Regions from separate parts of the Homo sapiens genome. Here region 1 is linked to region 2. A link is a loop called in an ENCODE intact Hi-C map of the cell type or tissue named here. Cell type or tissue: Calu3. All regions are shown on one strand. Links, peaks and the distances in the headings refer to the core of each region. The heading gives the core; the rest is flanking DNA. Region 1 overlaps PRR9 (proline rich 9). Region 2 has its middle 13 kb from the start of KPRP.

Region 1 (11,071 bases), core at 2,460-10,459, 480 kb before region 2:
CCGAGTGTGTGCGGCCATCTCCAACTCAGGCCAGACTGGGTGTGATTAGTAGAAGGCCAAGTGCCTCTATGGCCAGCAGGTGGTGCTGTTGGGAAGAGAAGAGAAAAGGGGTCCCCAGCGGCTTCTAAAGGAGGGAGGACTGGTTATGAGGCTGGCTTGGGAACCGGGTGATGAGGGAGGTTGAGTTGAGAAGGCCCTGCCAGCTGACCACCTCTTTTCTTTCAACCATGAATGGCGGTGGTGGCCCCCACGATACCACAGTCACCACCATCACCCCTGACCGACAACTCCAGAACACCAAGCTCCCCTCTGAGCTGGCCCTACAGGGCGAGTGGCCAGACTCTCACATGCTCGTCAGTTGAGACAGGGTCTCAAGGATGTAACCCAAACTATACATTCATTTAGTGTAAAGGTTATTCCTTCATGCATTATCCCCTGGATAGGCGACCTTAGGGGATGCCTCTCACTCCCTACCCTAGTTTTTGATGAACTCCTAAGCCATAGATTCAGTTTTAGAGATAAGTATAATAGTCCTTAAAGTATGATATTAAACATGACAGAGAGTGTGTCATCAAAGGTATTTCCCCTGGGTTAAAGCTTGTATTTTTAAACCAAGAATATGGGCATTGGAATCAGATGAGCTGGGTTTCAGCTCTGGCATTGATACTTACTGGCCGGATAATCTTGGTCAAGCTGTTAAACCTTTTGGGTCCTCAGATCATTTATCATTCATTCACTCACTTATTCCCATGTACCAGGATCTAATGGCAAACCACTGTGCCTTAGAAGAAGAGAAGTGAGTGGGAAGAGGTTCCAGTATTTGAGCAATCCCTGGGTGACCAGCCTGGCTGGACCCTCCCACCCCCATGCCTGCTCTCCATGTTGTCACTCAGTGTGGGCACTTCCTGATCCTCAGTGGCATTCAGCATTTTGCACACTCTCTCCTTCCTGACTTTTCTCTTAAATCATTGACTCCTTCTTAATCTTTTGCCAAGGGCTCTCTCTCTTCTCAACCTTTAGCTGTTGAGGTTTCTCAGGGCATGGTCTTAAGTTCCCTTCTTTTCTTAATCTATATTCTGTCACTGGATGATCTATACACCCCAAAGCTAGAATGCTACCCCTACGATGATGGCTCCCAAGTGTAGATCTCCATTCCTGAATTTTTCCCGCGCTCCTGACTCATAGATGTAAGTGCTTACTTTGTATTTCTGCTTGGTTATTCTGTATGCGTCTCAAAATTGACAGGTTCAAAACTGAGCCCCTGGTCTTCTTACCTGGACTGCACCCAAACCTGTTCCTCCTTCAGTCTTTCCCAGCTGCTTCTGGAAATGGTGGCTGCTGCTGCACAGAGACTTGGCTATAGCCATGGTGTCCCCAGTGGCTCCCGCTTCACCTCTTGCTTGCTTCCTCTAATCCATTCTCCACACTTTAACTAGAGCAATATTTACAATCTGCAAATTGAATCTTGTCACTCTCTGCTTAAAAATCTTTAATGCTTCACTCTTAGGGCAAAAGTCAAAACCTGTCACGTGGTCTCAGAGGCTTGTGGGGTCTGCTCCTGCCCACACACCTCCTGTCCCTGTCTGGGGACACAGTCCCTCTCACTCTCTATCTTTGTGTCTGAGACAACAATCAGGCTTTTCCTATATCAGAACCATCTTTTGTTTTCACTATAATTTTTTTCTTTTTGTCACCTGGACAACTCCTCCTACCTCTCCAGTTTCAGATTAAATTTTATTTTCTCATGGAAGATTTTCCTGATCTCTAATCTAAATTAGGTTCTCCAATTCATTATTTTATATAACCTAGAACTTTCTTTTGTTGAATGTAACAAAATTTAGAATTATGTATTTATTTTTGTGTATTTCTTATATTGATTGCCTCTTTTACTAGCTCATATGCTCTGAGTGCAGGGACTGTGTTTGCTTATTTATCATTGCATACCCAATACCCAGTATAGAGCTTGGCATGTAATAGGGGCTCAAAAATACTTGCTGAGTAATAGATTAATGAAAGGAAGTTTGCCTTGATATTAGACTGAACTTTGCTGAATGGGAATAGATTTTGAATGCTCGCATCAGCTTTGGAGGGTAATGTGAAGAGCATCTAAACTAGGCTATCTCAATTGTTATCTCTGAGATCTCGCGTAGGTTAATTTCTTTGAGCCTTAGTTTTTTGTCTATAAAATAGTCATATTAATATGACCTCCTTCTTTTGCTTGTTATAACGGTTATAATAGCAGCTAATATACATAAAGTGCTTAGAAAATATCTGCCACATAATATTCACCATTATTATCACTTTTAATATTATTATTTCCACTCTCTTCCTGGTGCAGGAATCACTCTACAATACCTTTGGCAGATAGTTTTGCCATCCTAGTGATGGGGAACACTCCTCTTGAAATCTCTAGCTACTTTTAATGAAATCCAAACTATTTACTATAGAATTGGCTTCACTATCATGTAAATCTATGTTAATAGTAACTATCTGCTAATAGTAATAATCATATTAACCCTTCACATTTTACAAATTACTAAATACTTCCACAAATACCTCATTCGATCCTGAGGACAGCCATCTAGGATGGGTGGGTGATCATCAGTGCAATTTTACAGATGCAGAAACTGAGGCTGGGAGATTTGCCAAAGATCATGCAGCATTTACGTAATCCAGGACTTCATTATAAAAAATCTCCAGAAGAGCTGATTGTTCACTGAGGGTGCATAAAACTATTCATTGGGAGCAGAAAGAAAAAATTTGAATTTTTTCTTTATGTATTTTTATCTTTTCTTTTAAAATTGTCTGTATTTTGTGTTTGTCTTTTAACTTTCATGATGTTAGAATGACAGTACATATCTATTGCTTCTAAATAATATGTATGTATTATATGATGAACCCCAATAGAACTTTCAACTCTTTATTAAAATATGCATTCAGAAAAGTGCATATATTGTAAATGTCCACCTCAATGAATTTTCACAAACTGAACACAACCAGATAAGCAGCCCCCAGATAAAAAAATAGAATGTTACCAGCAACACAGAAACCTTCCTTCTTCTCCCATCCAATGACCACGCTACTACAACCAACACACACACAACCACGTTCTTACTGTCTACAACAGAGATTTATTTGGCCAGCTTTTGTACTGTACATAAATGATATAAATGGAACTATACAGCGTGTTTTATGTTGAACCCTATGAACAGTTTTTGACCTCCATAAATGGCAATTTCATATGTTTCATCCTAATGCTTTTTTATGTGTCTTTTTTTTGGCCACTTACTTTATGTTTGTGAGATTCATCCTTATTGCTGTGTGTAGCTGTAGATCATTTGTATACATTGCTGTATGGAATTCCATTGTCTGAATATACCACCGTTTATTTATTCATTGATGGGTATTTGTATTCTTTCTGATACTTGGATATTATGAATAACACTAGAATAAACATTTTTTTTTGAAAGAAGTAAGCCTTCATTTCTTTGTTTTGCAAATAAAGCTGGCTGAGTTGGTTGCCTTTTGGTGATTAGTCAAATAGGCCAAATCCCATATTCTCATCCAACTCCTCCAACTCTTCTTGGCTTCAGCCTTGGCTGGAGCTGCAGCAGGAGCAGCAGTGGTGGCAGTGGCCCCAGGGGCAGCAGCCACAAAGGCAGATGGATCGGCCAAGAAGGCCTTGACCTTTTCAGCAAGTGGGAAGGTGCAATCAGTTTCCACAGACAAAGCCAGGACTTGCTTGTACCCATTGATGGTAGAATGAGGTACTGATGCAACAGTTGGGTAACCAATCTGCAGGCAAACACTGGCAACATTGCGGACACCCTCCAGGAGGTGAGAATGCAGTTTCCTATGTGATGTCAAGCACTTCAGGGTTGTAGATACTGCTACTGTCAAACAGCTGCTGGATAATCATCCCAAAGGAGAAGGGAGAGATGTTCATTCAGCATGTTCAGCAGTGTGGCTTCACTGGCTCCCACTTTGTCACCAGTCTTGATCAGCTGCACATCACTCAGGATTTCAGTGGTGATGCTTAAAGCCTGGAAAAAGGAGGTCTTCTTAGGCTCCAGACCGGTGTTCTGGCCTGGGACAGTGACTTCACATGGGGCAATGGCACCAGCATGGGTGGCAGCTGGCACCTTACTATTCAGCAGCATGTCCCTGAACTTAGTGAGGTCTTCCTTGGTGAACGCAAAGCCCACATTTCCCTGGATATGAGGCAACAGTTTTTCCAGAGCTGGGTTGTTTTCCAGGTGCCCTTGGATGGCCTTGCACATCATGGTGTTCTTGCCCATTGGCACCATGGCTTTCCCTCAGAGGGACATGTGGATCTGCTGCATCTACTTGGAGCCCACATTGCTGCTTCTACAATGAAACATTTCAGATAATGATTGAAAAATTGGATGATCTGAAGGAAGTAGTTGGACTTCCAGGTTGCCCTGTATTCCCTGGGCAGCCTGGCAGTGTGTCAGGGGTTGCCATGCAGGGTTTAAAGGTGATGCCACTTTCACAAGGATGCCTGATGAGAGCTAGAATGAACATTCTAATGTTTGAGTTTTGGTGACCGTATGCGGGGCAGATGCCTAGGAGAGGAATTGTTCAGTCATTGGCTGTGTATACATTCTACTTTAGTCATGACCGTCAAAGAGTTTTCCAAAGTGGTTGTACCAATTTGCACTCCCACAACCTCACCCACACTGTGATTCTGTCTTCTTACTTTTATCCCCTCCAGTCGGTGTGTTGTGGTATCTCTTTGAGGTTTTCATTTGCATTTCTCTGATGAATAATGAGAGGTTGAACACCGTTTTTATATGTTTATTGGTGAGGCTGAAATATTTTTATTACCAGGATGTGCAACATAAAAACTTTTAGGACTTGGGAATTGTAGGATATTTTCTCTAATTGCTTAGACTAGTTTTTTCTTAGACCATTGTAAGGAAAAGGAAGTTCCATCTTCTGGTGCTGGGACAGAAAAGGGGAGCATATGAAAGGGAGGTGAGGACCTCCGCTTTTCATCTTTGCCAGAGTCTGCTCCGGGTTTGACAAGAAGCGTGTTCTGTACCCAACAGCCAGTTTTCTCCTGCCTTGCTGTGATGTTCCCCAACCCTGGGGCGGACATCCCTTCAGGGACTGGCTGACAAAGGCTATTTTACTGTATTCAGAGAGAAGCAAAATCTTGTGGTAACCTATAAGCAATTCAAGTGCAAGAGTAGGTGATAATTAAAGATTAAAAGCATTGCATCCACACTTCCTATAATCTCAGCTACTTATTTGGTCTCTGCTTGCATATTTCATGGATGGTGGGATCACTACTTCATGAGCAGCTCATTTCATTTGCTGGGCCATTTTATTCCTGATATGAGCAGAATCTGCTTTTCTGTGCCCAGAACTCACTGATCCATGCTATTCTCCTTGGGATCACAAAGAATATATCCACTGCCTCTCTCTTTGACATTTGACAGGCCTGAAGACAGCCACTGTGTGTCTCTAAGTCTCCTCATCTCTGGATGAAACGCCCCCTTCCTTCAGCCACAGCTCATGTGACAAGGTGCCCAGAGACCTCGCTCTTTTTCTCACATTAATTTGGATGAACTAAAAGTTGGCCAGGGTCTACCTTCAAATGCAGCATCCGAGTTAAGGCTCCAGGGGCAGTCTGACCTGCAGTACTCCCTGTACCTGCTGTTCTCTTTGCGCTGATACTTACCCCGATCCCACATGGATGGCTCCTCCTATTGTTCATGTCGCTACTCCGACATCCCCATCTCAGATCGGCCTTTCCACGCTACCCGAGCTAAAGAGCACCCCTCTTCTCTGGTCTCTCCTCACCACTTTGTTTCATTTTCTTCATTTTCACTTTCTTATTTATGCATTTGCTGAGTTGCTTTTTGTCTGTCTTCCTTCTCATGTGAGCTCTGGGAGGCAGGGATTCTGTGTATCTGGTTCGCTGCTGTAACTCCAGTGCTTGGCTCATAGGAGATTCTGTGTCACTTACTCTCACATAGGAGAAATTTGTTTTAAGGGAACAATAGAAGTGGTGGAGTCTAGATTTGAATTCCAGAAGTCTGATTCCTGAGCCTATGTCCTGAACCATTATTCGTGTTGCTCCCACCCTATAAATAGTGTAACTCTGTCTTGCACATATAGCCTTCCTCTGACTCTGTTAGATGCTGCATCTCTGTACTCTTGTCTTCTCCACATGGAGCACTGACGGCCGGAGTGTGTGCGGCCATCTCCAACTCAGGCCAGACTGGGTGTGATTAGTAGAAGGCCAAGTGCCTCTATGGCCAGCAGGTGGTGCTGTTGGGAAGAGAAGAGAAACGGTCCCCAGCGGCTTCTAAAGGAGGAAAGACAGGTTATGAGGCTGGCTTGGGAACCGGGTGATGAGGGAGGTTGAGTTGAGAAGGCCCTGCCAGCTGGCCACTTATTTTCTTTCAACCATTTTCAGATGTGAGGCAGGTGTCCGTAGGAGAGAAGGAGAGCAGGAGTGGACAAGTCCAGATCTGCTGTCGAATAGGGGTGGTGGCCCCCACGATACCACTTCTCCTGGTCAAGACCTGCCAGTTCATGCTGAAACAGGCCTAGGCTGGGAACCTGCTCATTGATCTAGTATTTGATCACCCCTCACCAGCCCCTGCTGCCCCCACCCCTGCTCATGGAGAATGTGGCTATGGAGGGGGCAGGCAGTGGGAACTAGGCCTCCTGGGTTTACAGTTTTCCAGAAAAATCCCTTGGGCTATAAGTTCCTCCAGCATGGAGGGCCTCATCTGCTTTCCCTCTGTGCTCCCCCACCTGGAACAAAGCATCATGTCTTATACACACAGGTGCTTAGGGCAACCAACCATCCCAGTTTGTCGGGGACTGAGGGAGTTCCCAGGATTCAGAACTTTCAGTGCTAAAATTGGGACAGTTCCAGGCAAATCAAGATGAGCTGGTTACCCTATCAATAAAAGAGATTGTCCAGGTGGTCTAGAAGCCAGCACCCCGCTTTGTCTCTGCTCAGGGGGCATGCTGGTGGCCAGCCGTACAGGTGTCTCAGACCTCACTGTGATGGGCCCTGTGAAGTCAGGCAAGAACACAGCCAGCCCCAGGAGCTGTCATCTGGGCTCTCATGCTGACAGGAGACATGTGTCATTCAAATACAGGCAGCTGGTAGAGGGCTGCAGACCCCTGCGGCCACTGCAGCACAGAGCCCAAGCTGCAGTACTTAGGAGCTAGGCTGAAACCATGGAGGGCTTCCTGGAGGTCAGGTTGAAACCCCTGGTTTGGCTGAGACAAACAGGGGAGAGTCCTGGGTGGGAGAGAGGAAGGTGAAGGCAGAAAGGAATCTGCGATGGGTTGTCAGGTGGAAGAACAGGCGGATCACTTTGGTACAGAAGAGAAAGGGTATCTGGATGGTAAATAAATGAGATGTAAAAGGGAGCGAGCACACTAAACCCAGCTGGGAAGAACGAGATTAGAAAGCAGTGAGGAATTACTGTAGGGTGCTTCTCAGGGCTGAAGCATTTGTGGGTCCAAAAACATTAAGAAAACCCCAAATCTGGGGGAGCCTCTTCCCATGACTTACCTGTCTTCCTCCTTTCTTTTAGTTTCAAGCCATGGTCACACATTCTGCTGGTCCCCAGAAGTTTGGGCCCCCCGAAGAGCCTCCCAGCAGTGTTCTGGAAGCCAGGGAAACTTCCTGTCTCCTGAGCTTGCGGTCAGGTCTTCTGAATCTCCCTTCGTGGGAGGCTCCCTGCCCCTGGGTCCCATTTCCACGTACAAGTTACAGTTAGAGGAGTCACAGTATTTGATGGATTGGGAGGAGCTGGTTGTCATCTACTGGCTTGCAAACCTCCAGTTCATGGGACACAGTGCATCTAAAGGCAGCTCCTGTCGCAGTCCAATAGATCTCATTATAAGAAAGTTCTTAAACTGAGCCCAATTTCATGATTTCTGCCCATGGGTCCTAACTTTGTTCTTTGGCACTTCACAAAAATCTCACTCCTCCCTCATAAAAGCACTTAAAATATTTGAGTTCAGCTGTCCCACTCCCTTGGGTATTTTCTTTTGTAGACTAAATATTTTTCAACTCTTCCTGATGTGAAAGTCTTTCAGGCCACTGCTCTGCTTGCCCACCTCCTGGCACTGTCGCAGGTTTCCAGAGTCTGGCTTGGCATAGTAGTTTCTCCATAAATATTTTGAGTGATTGAGTGAATCCACAGCTCCTCCTGTGAATTCCTGTCTGTTTGTATTTTTTCCTCTTGGCATATGGGGCCCACAGATCCACTATTGTCTCATGTTGAGTTAACTGTTAGCTAGAACCCCTAACATCCAGGGCTTTCCTTGGTAAGGCCCCTCCCTACTTCCTGAAAGGCTCAGCACAGAAGCGGCAGCTGGGGAAGTCTGAATGCTGTGTCCTAGCTGTCCCTGTGGCCTCTGTGGCTGTGGACCTGGTCTGTGTCTTAAGAGACCAGGCTGCAGCAGCAGTGGCCCAGGCAGTGGCTGGGGCAGACCTCTGTGAGGATGAGGAGGTGTGGAGGTTCCTATGACAGAGCTAGATGAAGGCCTGCTGGCTGCTTGGCGTTTGCTCTCCTATCTGCAATCTGCAGACTTGTCCCCTTCCTAACCGTAGAGGCCTCCCCTGTAATCAGCAGATTTCCCCTCTCTCTGATAAGTCTGGACTCTCCCTGTTCATTAGCCTCGTGCTTCCTTTAATGCCTGGGTGTCTGATCTTGGACTCCAATCTGTGCATGCCTTTGATGCTGGAGAACAAAGATGTTTCTTGGACTTGAGCCAAGCTGGAGAAGAGTCTGTGAACAGAAGCTTCACTGATAGGAAGGCCTCTCTGGCACATCTCCGCAGGATGGAGCTCTGGGAGCTGCTGGCCCTGGGGAGCAGCTGGTTTATTCCAAGGTTGGAAAATGGATGAGAAAACCTATTTCGACTAGGCAAGGAGGCAAGAGAACTGTGATTCAGGCATCTGGAGATGTTCAGGGACTTGAGATATCCAGGAGGTTTTCAGAAAGGTATCCTTGGTGCATGTGGCCTGCAGAAGAGACAGCTCGTAACTCTGCACAGGGATACTGACTGCCTGGTTCACCACTGTCTCTCCAGTACCTGGCATGGTGCCTGACACCTGGTAGGTATCAGGGAGCATGTTTTAGGTGGATAAATGAATGAATGAGTTTCTGGAAATCTCTTCTGTATGCCATAGCACTTTCATTACAAAAGTGAGAGCTCCATTCTGGAGTCAGAGGGACTTGGGTTAGCATCCTGACTTCACCACTTACTGGCTTTAGGACAAGTTCCTAAGCAAATGGGCAGCACAGGAACTCCCCAAGGCTGCTGTTAGAATCCCCATAGAGAATGTGCATGGAGTTCAGGGCCTGGTCCATGTCACCCACAGACTCAGTGACCCTCAGTTTAGCCAAATGACTGAGACATAGAGCTCTACACGCCCTACAAGGAGGGGCTGTCCCGGCCCTCCACCTCTTCCTCATGAGGATTGAGAAGGGAGGGGGCACCTGTAGAATGGGTAAGAAGCTACATCCCCCCTAGGAAGCTGGTCCTTGGCATAGCTTCCTTTGGGCTCAGGTCGGAGCTCGGGGCACTGCCGAGGGAGCAGCCTGTGGTTATTTCATGTCAGTACAGTGCCCTCTCCACCCGTTCACAAACCCCAGTGGCCACTGCCTGTGTTTCCTCCATGGGTGGGGGGCAGCAGGCCGGTTACCCAGGCCCCAGGCCTACCTGAAACCTGGCCAGATGGCAGGGCAGACAGTTTTGGTCCTCGAGTCTGCATTAATCTCAGAGGCATGCTTTGCTCTCTCCTTTGACACAGATGCTATGTTTGTAGGTGTTATGAATTGATTTGGGATCCCTCTTCCACACATCTCCCCTCCTTTCCATTTCAGCCTTTCCCTTTGGAAAGCAAGGATCAGAGAGGAAAGATGCTGTAGTAGAAAGAACCTGGACCTGAGGTTTTGAGTGTGGGCAGGTCCTAGCCCCTTGCTGGATTTTCTCATGTGTGAAGTGCACAAGTGGGTGAACCTAGGATATGTTGTGGGTGGGGTGGTCTCAGTGACCTTCAGGAAGCCTCTTTCAGAACTGCTGTTTTATGCACCGGTGAGGTCTGTGTTTTATTCCTGTTTCAGATTACTCCCCTCCCCCACCAAAGGAGAAGACAGTTGTCACAAGGACAATGAGGGGTTTGATGGTGGAGAAAAGAGAGCACACGTCAAGTCAGATATCAGCCTTAGGATCAGCTTTATTATGTATTTTACCTTCACCAGGGAGAAGAAGGCAAGGAAGCTGGAGAACAGACCAGCCTGCATCACACAGACACAAATCACATCTCTAAAGAGTGTACATGGTGAGAACTAAGGGCCCACATTAGACCAGCTATGAAGCACAGAGATTGACAAGGGCACCAAACATCCATCTTATCTTTCCCTTCTGGTTGTTTGGATTCAATCGTTTACATACTTTCGGTTCATTTTAAAAAAGCACAACCAACATTTCAAAGTTCAATAATTTGCTGTTCTTTTTAGTGTACAGAGACAAAATCACCAAATTTTTGATTTTTGAAACACCGCAAGCCGCTTTGTCTCAACACCTGTGGTGGTGGTGGTGGTGGAGGTGGTGGTGGTGGTGATAAGTGGAAAGTCCATCAGAATTCAGTTTGTTTTGAGGCTTATTTGAGAGCCTGAAACTCTGAAAGATGAATGAAGGTATCCTTGGCTGTTACACACCCAGAGCTGGGTGAATTTTTGCACCAAGGAAGCTGTGCTAGGCTTCTGTGGTCTTCCCTGACAACCACACCATTCCTACATTTGAGACCTTCCATCAGACTGCTGAGAACAATGCTTATTCACAGAGGGTGATGAAATACAGAAAGAACTGTCTTCAGAGACACAGACCAAGTCCTGGAATGCTAAGGAAGCCAGGAGGCAAGAAGGTACATTGCACACAGAGGTACCCACAGAAGAAGGTCACCAGAGCGTGGGCTGGGGTCAGGGTTTCATCTGCTGGCCATCTTCTTGAACCCAGATGACATATGAGCAGCTACTTTCCCTTGCCAGGGGATGAGCAC
Region 2 (11,071 bases), core at 1,444-9,443:
GGCAGGATAAAAATGAGGGTAGGCAAGTTGTATTCCTGCTTGTACAGATAATTTAAGTTTCTATACAGCTCACTATCTTACAATGCTCATTTTACTTAAACAATAATATTTTAAGCCTAATGTGAAGCTAAATCAACCACTTGTTGAAGTCATAGGAAACTCTCAGACCATCATCACATTTGGTGAATGGAGAGCCTTGCTTAATCACATGTTGAGTCTCAAAGAATGTTAGCAGTATTGCTGGGTTATCAATATCCAATGATCTAGAAAACAACAAAGGGGGCTCAATTATTGGCAAGGATACACCAAATGCCAAGTAGTCTTTGGTTATTTAGAAGCCTTAACCTACATCTAACTTCTCAAAATTGCTCCCAATGTAGGTTGGTGCTTCATTCACTTCCATTTCTCAAAATTCTTTCCTTTGTTAAGAACACTGTCTCCTCACTCACCCCTATTCCCACTGTATGCCAAACTCCTGCCAATATTGTAGGACCTACTGGTATTGCATTTCTATGCTGATGTGTCTGTTTTCTACACTAGATAATGAACCTCTTGATGGCAAAAGACTGTGCCCAGAAGAAAACTGGCTTCCTAAAAGTGTTCATTAAATGTTTGCTGAATGACATAATAAAATCAGTGATAAGCCCCAGAGGACAATGAAAATAATTGGTTATTTGATAGATAATAGGAATGACTTCAGCAGGTGTAAGTTGGCTAGAAAAAAGATGACTTTCATGCCTGTAATCCCAGCATTTTGGGAGGCTGAGGCAGGCGGATCACCTGAGGTCAGGAGTTTGAGACCAGCCTGACCAACATGGAGAAGCCCTGTCTCTACTAAAAATACAAAATTAGCTGGGCATGGTGGTACATGCCCGTAATCCCAGCTACTCAGGAGGCTGAGGCAGGAGAATCTCTTGAACCCGGGAGGCGGAGGTTTCAGTGGGCTGAGATTGTACCATTGCACTCCAGCCTGGGCAATGAGAGTGAAACTCCATTTCAAAAAAAAAAAAAAGACATTTCAGTTATTAAATAGAATGTAATGATACAGATTAACTTTTTGTGTTTGAATTATTTGTTTGCCGTGAGTTTCAAAGAAAAACTTACTTTCCGTTTAGAATTTAACACTTTATTAAATATATTTTTGCCTAAAGTTAATTTATTATTATAAAATTTATTAATTGATGATAAACATATTTAATTACAATAAAGAATACATTAGAAGTTATCTGGCCTCCAGCAAAATCACTTGAATTATCTGGGAATCAGTTGGTCTAAATAAATTCTAAAATTACTTCTGGTCCTAATATTAGGTTCAAATTAGAGAGACAAAAATTGAGTTAGAAAGAGAGAGAGAAAGAGAGAAAGAAAGAGAGAGGGAAAGAGAGAGAGAAAGAGAGAGAGAGAGAGAGAGAGAACTATAGATTGAGGAAGAACAATGAAAGAAATAGACATAAAGCAGTGAAAACAGACTATCATCATTAGACATGCATATAGAAAGATAAGAAGAGAAATTTGTGCAATAAGACTATATAGAGTTGCCTGTAAGAATATACAAATGAAATTAAGATAAAAATATATGATTCCTCACATCATACGCAGAAAGTTACTCAAAATAGATTATATACCTAAATGTAAAAGCTAAAACTATAAAACTCTTAGAAGAAAACACAGGAGTAAATCTTCATGACATTGGGTTAAGCAATAGTTTTTTAACTACAATACCAAAAACACAAGTGACAAATAAAAAAATAGAAAAATTGAATTTAATAAAATTAAAAACTTTCAAGTTGCAAATGATACCATTAAAAAATGAAAAGATGACCCACATAATAAGAGAAAATATTTGCAATTCATATATCTATAAAGTGCCTTTTATCTAGAATATGTAAAAACTCTTGAGATTCAATAATAAGAACATAATACAATTTAAAAATGGGCAATGGATGTGAATAGACAGTTCTCCAAAAAAGATATACAAACAGCCAACAAGCACACGAAAAGTTGCTCAACATCATCAGTCATTAAGGAAATACAAATTAAAACCACAATGACATACCACTTCATACCCACTAGCATTATTATAGTCAGAAAAAATAGACAAGAACAAGAGTTGGGGAGGATGTGGAGAAATTGGAACCATTAATACACTGCTGTGGGGATGGACATGGTACAGTCACTGTGGAAAACAATTTGACAATTCCTCACATAGTTAAACATAGAGTACTATATGATTCATTAATCCCACTCCTAGCAAAAATGAAAATTCCATGCAAGCAAAATGAAAACGTATATCCACTTAAAAACTTGCACATGAATGTTTCAAAGCAGCATTATGCACAATAGCCAAAATGTGAAAACAACATATGCATCCGTCAACTGATGAATGGATAAACACAACATGGTTAACCTATATGAGGGAATATTAATTAGCCATAAAGAAGAATAAAAATCTGATACACGCTCCAACGTGGTTGAACCTTGAAAATGTTATGCTCAGTGAAAGAAGTCAGTCACAAAATACCACATACTGTATGATCCCATTTATATAAAATATCCAGAATAGGCAAATTTGTAGAGATGGAAAATAGGACTTGGGGGAGTGGGGTGTGACTACTTTGGCTACAGGATTTCTTGGGGTGAGGAAAACATTCTAAAATTAGATTGTAGTGATGATAACACAGCTCTGAGAATACACTAAAAACATTGAGTTGTATACTTTAAATAAATGGATATGTGAATTATCTCAATAAAGATTATATATGTGTGTATACATATGTGCATATACATATATGTTGTATGCATAAGTACATATATATCTACACACACACATATATACACGTCTGTGAGACTATATCTATAAATCTTGGTGAAACCTAAATTACATTTATGAACCGTAGAATCACAAACTCCTTGAGATCCAACCTCTCTGCCATACTAATTCCCTCTAAAAGATAGGATAAGCCTCTGTTTGAACCTCAGTTAGGTATCTTTCCCAAGTGTGCTGGGGATACTAATCACCTACATTGATTGACATGTTCACAAGAGGTCAACCCATAATCCAGGAAAACTGTGTATTTCCTTTGGTGATTACTACATTTTAAAGGTCTTCCCTATTAATAGTCGTTATCTCACACACTCTACCTGGAATAGAAAAGATCTTAGTTTATGAAGTGGAGCTTATTCAGTCTAGTTCACTCAACATATATTTACAGATCACCTACCAGATTCCTCACATTGGATTAAGAATAGTCACCATCATTTAGTCAACAAGCACTCCCTGAGCATGTATTCACTGCCTCTTCCCCAGGGATCTTACAGTCTAATAAGGAAAGCACAAAGATACACAGACAAGGCACTGCCTTCCAAAGACTTTAACATCCACTCTGGAGAAACAGCCACGCATGTCAAGCAGTGAGTGAGAGGATGGGCTGTGAATCTCCAATTATGAAGTTGGGTAGCCAACAGCACAAAAAGGCCAATGTGTGGGGCAGGATTTCCAGATTTAGCAAATAAAAATACAAGATTCAGATAAATTTGAATTTGAGGTAGACTACAAAATTTTTTAGTATATATGTGTCCAAGGGACACGAAGAGTTAAGAAAGATATTTCAATACTAACAATGATGAAAGGATGATGGTGATAATGGTGAGGATACTGATTCAATCATTCATTCATTCATGCAAGTATTCACTCAACAAATATTTATTAAGCATTTACTAAGTAAGAAGCACCATGCTATGCCCTGTGGAGACAGTGGTAAGATATGCAAACTATTAAATACAATTCCAGTGCTGAATGAGCTTTTGGTCAGCAGGACAAACCCAAGGGTCACAGAGACAAATAGCCAATGATAACCTTGATTAATATTTGACAGGAGAGGTCCACAGAGCAGCAAAAGCTCCCTAGGGGTGGGTGAACAGGACAGGGGAGAGCTAACTGGGCCAGGGAGGGCTTTCCTGAATAAGCGGCTATGGGGCTGAGATCTGAAGGATAAGTAGAAGCAAAGGAGTGGGAAAAGCATGCTAGAAAGGGAACTCCATGTGCAAGAGGAGTGTGTGGGGGGCAGGAGGGATCATGGCACCTTCACAGAACTGAAAGCAGCCAGTGTGGTAACAGCGGGCAGAAGGGGCCAGTTGGTGCCTGGTTTTAAGAACCAGGTCTATGTCCTTAGACCGATAGCAACTGTTTTAGGTAGAGGCGTGATGGGACCAGTCTCCAGGTGCCCTGTGAGGAATGGTGTTGGGAAGTTGAGCGGAAGCAGAGAGACAGGGATGGAGACTATTTGTTTCAACACAGGAAATGAATCGTTGACCCTATACTAGCACTAGGCACCATCAGACATAATACTCTCTCGTTTGAATCTCAAGAAGTGAAAACCGCAGTTAGGAGGCTGAGTGGCCCAAAGAAACAGCAAAGTCTCCAAGTCAGACACATCTGCGCTTACCCTGTTGCTTCCCTCCAGCCAACTGTGTGTCACACCAAGTCACGTGCTCTCTCTCGGCCTTTTTAGTTTCATCATACATACAATGTAAACAATAGCTGCCTCATAGGTGGTTGTAAAGGCTAAAGAAAAGATATGTGAAGAGTCAAGCCATGAATAAGCCCTCAATAAAGGTAATTATCATTATTGCCATTATATTATTATTATTGCTTAATTGTAGCCATTTTTGTTACATCATGATGCCACCTAGTGGGAAAATAATCATTTCCGAAACAGCTTACAATGAGCCAGAATTATTTGGAGTATGAAATCACATAGGCTGATCATGTGACATGAGGTGTGATTGAAAGGGAAACAGAATGGAGCTTCAGGCTAAGGTTCCAGCTCTCATATGTACCCTCCAGGTGGGCACTCCGCATCTCTGTCTTCATCTCTCAGTTCTGTTGGTTTTGTTTTTCTTGTTTATTTATCAAAGAATGCTATAAAAATAAAACGGAATAAATACTACAATTTTCTCTAAATTAATATGTCAACATAAGCATAGGAGTGTCTTCCCCTAGACACATGTGGCATTTCTAGTCCCTAACCCTGGGACTGGCAGAAGGGAAGCAGGTACTATTTCCAGATTACATGATGAGGTCACTCTGAGGTTGTCTGGACAAAGCAGTGTGTTTTCCGGGATGTCTGGAGACTGAATTGGGCCACCTTTCCTGGAAAACACTAATCAGCTTGGAGGAGTGGGTTACTGGGGAGGCAGTGTGTGTGTATGTGTGTGAGGATCAAGAACAAGGAGCAGGTGGTACTAGAGGAAGAAATTTTATGTGATTTAGGATCTGATGTTCCACAGAGGGGTTTTGCAGGGGCATGGGGTTAGGAGCTTGGGGAGTTTGTACAGAACACAGGGTTGAGTCCTCTGAGAAGAGTTTGTCTTAACATCTCTAGCACCACAAGAGAAGAAAGAATGAGAGGGGAGGAAAGCTCAGAAAGGGAGGTCCATGTTTAGTTGGGTCCTCCCATCACTGCTCCTCTGCAGAAAGGGCCCAGGTCAGCAGCAGCCCCTACAGCTGTGGCAGCAGCCAGAGCCCTTAGTGGGCTCACACTCACAGCAGTCAGGGTTCTAGGTCTGGTATCAGTGGAAGAGACGGCCTGTGGTGGCTCAGTCAGCAGCCACCAATCAGAGCTGCAGCAGCCCCCAGAGCTGGGGCCACAACAATCCCCGGAGCTGACACTGCGGCAGAACAAGACTGGAGGGACACATGGGGCTGGGCACTGGTGTGCCTCACTTAGAAGTGAGGCATTTGGAGGGCACTTGAAAAGGGGCTGGCACTGCTGCTGGTTTTAATGGCAAGACATGTCGGGAAAGGTTCAGTCAACCTGAAAGAAAAAAAAAGAAATCAGTGCACAATATCAAGAACTATTATTTTTTTCTCCTGGATTTCATAGAAACCTACCCCCCAGCAAAAAGCTGGTTCATGAACCAACTTCTACAAAGGAATTTGGAAACTGACTTGGAGGAATGTAAGCCTAATAAATACCCTCCCTGTCTTCAGTCCACTTTGCCTCAACTGGAGTATTCTGGCCTTCTCCCTCCATGCCCTTCAAAGTCAGCCCTACATAAGCCTTCTTTTCCCCAAGGGAAACAAGGTAGTTTAGTCATTTTCTGACTCCTAAACTCAGGGATTTCTGGTGGGAGGATGACATATCCAAGAACATTCATTTTACAGTAAATAAATTGGAAGGAAGTACTACTAAAAACCACAATGGCTGTAGGTTTCACCATCCTTCCCCTCCTCCCTGGCCCCCAGTGATGCCTTCGTCTTTGCCTGCCTTCTTCTGTCTCTCTTTTCACACAGTCCTATTACCCCTGGAGCCGTCTTTGCCAAGCACTCACATGGCTCAGTGGAGGATGCAGGAGCTGTCAGTAATAATTGACAAGGCTAAGGACTGAGAAGCCCTGCACTGGAGCCCTTCTATCCTGGGCCTGGTGTCTCCCTGGGAGTGAGGCACAGACTGTGTATGCAGAACAGTCACTTTCACAACCTGGGAGCAGGATGACTCTTGCCACACTCCCAGCCCTGAGGCTCCAGGATCTCCCTGGACAGAGGCCAAGAGGAATCCCAGGAACTAGAGATGGCCCAGGTATCTGCTCCACAGGCCTGCTGCAAGCCAGCCATTCCACCTTCATGCATTCACTCATTCATTAATTCTGTAAATATGTATTATTTGTCTTGGGCTTTGGTTTTGTAAGATGCTCTTGTCATAAATATGAGCCAAGTTGCCTTGAGGACATAAATGTAAACAATGCACTGTGAAACATTCTATTATGTGCTGTAAGAGGGCAACATGACCCAGAGATGGGCTCCTAAAAACTTTTACACCAGGACAATGTCATGTCCATTTGTATGTCTTTCTGCTCTTCCACATGGATAGCATGTTGAAGGCAGAATCTATACTAGACTTTATTCATCTTCATGTCTCTAGGAATAACCATAAACACAGAGGGTAGCCTTGAAGAATAAATGAGTTAAAGATTGACTGACTGAATAAAAGAACAAATGATTGGCTGCTTTATAGACACATGGGCAGAGGATGTGTCTTAGGATAACATTCTTTGGGCTTCAGAAGTGCTCTGAAGAACAGCACACACTAGGTTAAATGAGACATGACCCTTGGATGTGATTATCTGTCAATGCCTCCATTAACTGTTAATATTCCATTAACAGTCCTACAGGGATACCATTCAGATGGGACATGAGGATGTACAAGCAGGTCAAGAAAGGGAGTGAAGCTCAGGTCACTGATTAGGGAAGAAAATCCAAGGGGCAGTGAAGCAGGGACTAGGAGACAGCCTAAGGCATTATAGGGTCATGGTGGGTCAGTGCTATGAGAAGCTGTGGGGGTGTAGAGGGGGAAGTAACAAATGCTGCCATTTGGTCACAGGAGAGTCCATTGGACTTTGCTTTAAGGGAGAGTACAAGGGTAGAGAATACTGTGATATGTGAAAATCCATATTCTTGCCTTATTGATACATCTGAAACTAGAGACAAAATGACTTAATTTGGCAGATAGTTAATTTGTTCCACCTTGGCAGAGGCACTCTACTAAGTATTCAATATACAAGGATAATTATTCCTTTCCTGAAGGATTCACAGGCCAGTGTGGAAGACAGAGGAATACACAGGTAATTTCTGATAGATAAGCCCTGAGAGCCACTGGAGTGTGGAGGGTGCATAATTCTGCCTGGAGCATGACATAGGGACCTGGCTGATGCCAGGAGCAAGGAGGAGGGCACCACAGTCATTAGGAACAAAGAGGTCCCAGGACCCCAGGCTTTCATAGTTGGACAGCATGAACACTGCATAGAATGGTCAGCATTAGCCAAAGAGAAGGCAAATATTAAGGAACAGTGGTGCATTGTTATTAAAGATAGAGAAAATTCTATGAAGCAGATGATCCCCATTGTCAAATGTTCCAGTGAGCCCACTCCATTTGGCTGTTTGGACATTAATTGTGACCTCAGAGAGTCTGATTTCAGAGAAGTAGAGCAAAAGTCATGATTTAATCTTTCTGTCAATGAATGGGCTTGAGTGATACAAAATCAAGAGTTAGAAGACAACTTTATAAGGACTTAGAAAGGACAAACATGAGAAAACCACCCCTGAGAATTAACAAAAATCTATTGGGACATAAAGCAGTATTCAATTGAGTGTCAAAAATGTGGAACTTACTGAAAGAATTTCAGATGTTTACAAAGGAAGTGAATAATAGGTCTGGACCAGTTAAGGGAGGTTTGCTCAAAGGATCAAGGTCACTGATGGGAGTGGCTGTGATCACAGTGATGATGTTCTTGTTAGTGATGAAGGTAAGTTTAACCATGATGGTGATGGCAAAAGAGCTTCACTGCATGAAATAAATGTATTCCTGAGGGCTTTGTGTTACAATGATGGCTGTGGTATTATACAAAATATGTATTTGGACTTTGTCCCTAGTTCCTGACGCACAGCTCCTAAAACCCTTGGCAGTGAAACCCTTTTTGTTTCTCATAACAAGCCTCTTTAGGCCACACCTAAGTTTATGCTAATGAGACGACTTGTGATGGACCCCCTAGATAGCTTCAAGATTGAGGGTTGGTCACCAGAAAGGCCAAACACATGATTAGAGAGTAGGAACTTTCAGCCTCACCAATAGCTGGTGATTTACTCAATCATGCCTACATATGGGACCTCCATGAACACCCCTGAAGGATAGGTTCCATAAGCTTCTGGCTACCAACCTAGAACATACTAATTTTCTGAAAGGCTGGTGTGACCAGAGAGGACTTAGAAGCTCTGTGCCTCATATCCACACATACATTGCCTTATACATCCCTTCCATTTGACTGCTACTGAGGTTCATTTGTTTTATAATAAACCGGTAATCATAGATAAAGCACTTTTCTGAGTTCTGTGAGTCAGTCTAGCAAATTATTGAGCCTGAGGAGGGGGTCATGGGAACCTCTGAGTTTGTAGTCATTTGGAAACCCCACCTGCAGCTGGCATCTGAAGTGGGGGCACTCTTGTGAGACTGACTTCTTAACCTGGGGTGTCTGTGCTAGCTCTGGGAGTTAGTGTCAGAATTGATTTGAATTGTTGGACACTCAGTTGGTGTTGAAGAATGAAGAATTAGTGCAGAAAACAAACATGCATTTGATGTTGAAAGAAAACCATCCAGCTATCCTAAACTCATTTCATCCTCAAAACAGCCCTATGGTTAAGGCAACTATTTTAATCCTCTTTTTACAAAGTCTATACTAAAGCACAGAGAAGTTAATAACTTACTTCAAGGTCACACAACCAGAATTTTATTGAGATAATATATAGATTTCTAATTCATTTGCATCACCAATGAAAAATCATTCTCAATGATGTCATAAAACACTTAAAATGACCTGTGTAAGTAAAAATAATTATTCATTTATAGAAAAATATTCTTAGGCAGTGGCCTGAGTGTCACTTGGTTTAGTGAAATTTCAGCCTCTTCTTAGCCTAAGCACATCCACTGAGACAGAACTAACCATACAGAAGGATGCCCAAAGCACGGGCAGAGCCTGAGAAGTCCTGCAGTGAGGAGACACAGCTAGAATCACAGCCATACTGGCTACTGTTTGATATCACTTTATATCTCCCTTGCAATGCAAATAAAATCTCCTTCTTCTGGAAGAGAAGCATGTGGTTATTTATTTGTTTATTAGGAAGCCTTAAGCAACGTTGCTCCCAGGAAGGAGAAGAGCTCTATCACCATGGGTCAAAGACTTTGTGTTTGTTAAGGACTGCAGGCTGCTGTCCTATGTTTCTCCCACAGGGGCTTCTTGGCTCTCCTCCTGGGACATCTTCATAAGGAGCTGACATATAAGCTGTGTATCTGGTGGTTGTCCCCTTCAGATATTCTCAGTTATGTCCAGTGGGACCTCTAAATCTCCAAGCGAGAGCATATAACACAGCACAGGAGTTGATCACATTGTGGTCCCTAGGGATCCCAGTATTTCTCTGATTTTTTAATGAGAGGAATATGATTAAGTGGAAAAGTACTGAACTCCAAATATTCCCTGGGGAGCAGCAATGAGTCACAAAGAACACCCAGAGATCCTGACACTGGAGCAATGGAGGACGCAAGGTCTGGGACTGACGAGTTTAAACTTGCATTTTGGAAAGTTTATGAAGGTTGCATTGTGAAGAGCAGATTGGAACAATGTAGGACTAGGCCAGGACTAGGACAGTTAAGACTTGGACTCAGATAGTAACAATGAAGATGGAGAAAAGTAGAGGGATGTAAGACATAGCTTCAGTAGGATTTGGCGTTTGATTGTTTAGATTAGGGATGGGTTACAAGACATTAAAAGAAATTAGGGTGTTTTTGAGTTCAAAAACAAGCAGATAATGACTCTATTTACTAAGTTGGAAATCAACAGAGAGGAGGTTTGTTGAATGGGGGGCTGGGTGTTGAATTTCATTTTGTGAGCTTTGAATTTGAGATTAGAATGGAATCTTTGATGAAATCTAATAGACAGCTAAATATATCAATCAGGATCTCAGGAAACACACATGGACTTCATACGTTGACTTGGAAGTCACTCAGGCAAAAAATAGTTCTTGAGAATCCACAGTAAGCCCATTCTAGGTACTGGAAAAAACAGCAGCTGGCAAGAGGAGAGCAAGGTCCCTCATTTCATGAAGTTTATGTTAAAGTGGAGAGAGCTGAACAAAGGAAAAGTAAATAAATAAAAGACTGTTTGTCAGTGATAAAGCCGAGTGAAGTGACTGAGAGTGACACAGGGCTATTTTAATTTCAATGGTCACTGAGGCCTCTCTGAGAAGGGGCTCCTTGGCCATCATCATGGTGATGTTAACTGTTGCCAGGGAGTAGAAGAGATTGCCCAGGAGAAAGAGGGAAAAGAGAAGACACGGGGCAGGTGGTGAAAGACTCAGACGCTGACAGGGACCTAGTCTTGCTCTTACTGTGTGAACTTGGGGAAATTATTTAACTTCTGAATCTCAGTTACCTAATCTATAAAATCAATAGAGGATCAAAATAATATATTTTAGAGAGTGGTGAGAATTAGCAAAGAAGACTTTGTATGTTAATGCATATGA

Evidence for each region. Peaks named below come from ENCODE experiments on the same cell type or tissue, not always from the same donor. Only the 100,000 strongest peaks of a DNase experiment are listed, where the experiment ranks them.
Region 1: a loop joins it to region 2, with 3 times the contacts of the local background. A loop is called at or near these places in 1 of 110 quality-filtered maps.

The regions. Positions count from the first base shown.
Region 1 is chr1:153,218,468-153,229,538 of GRCh38, reverse strand. It overlaps PRR9 (proline rich 9), which reads right to left. Exons shown (of 2, transcript NM_001195571.2): 2 at 10,229-11,071. The coding sequence ends at 11,044. It also overlaps the pseudogene RPLP0P4. Among named protein-coding and RNA genes, the nearest start is that of PRR9, 6.4 kb to the right of the region's middle. In Calu3, for the core only: a CTCF peak has its summit at 6,303 (motif pointing right); a DNase peak (open chromatin) is centred at 6,298.
Region 2 is chr1:152,739,023-152,750,093 of GRCh38, reverse strand. It overlaps the pseudogene LCEP1. Among named protein-coding and RNA genes, the nearest start is that of KPRP, 13 kb to the left of the region's middle. In Calu3, for the core only: no CTCF peak of the experiment used is centred there; a DNase peak (open chromatin) is centred at 4,483.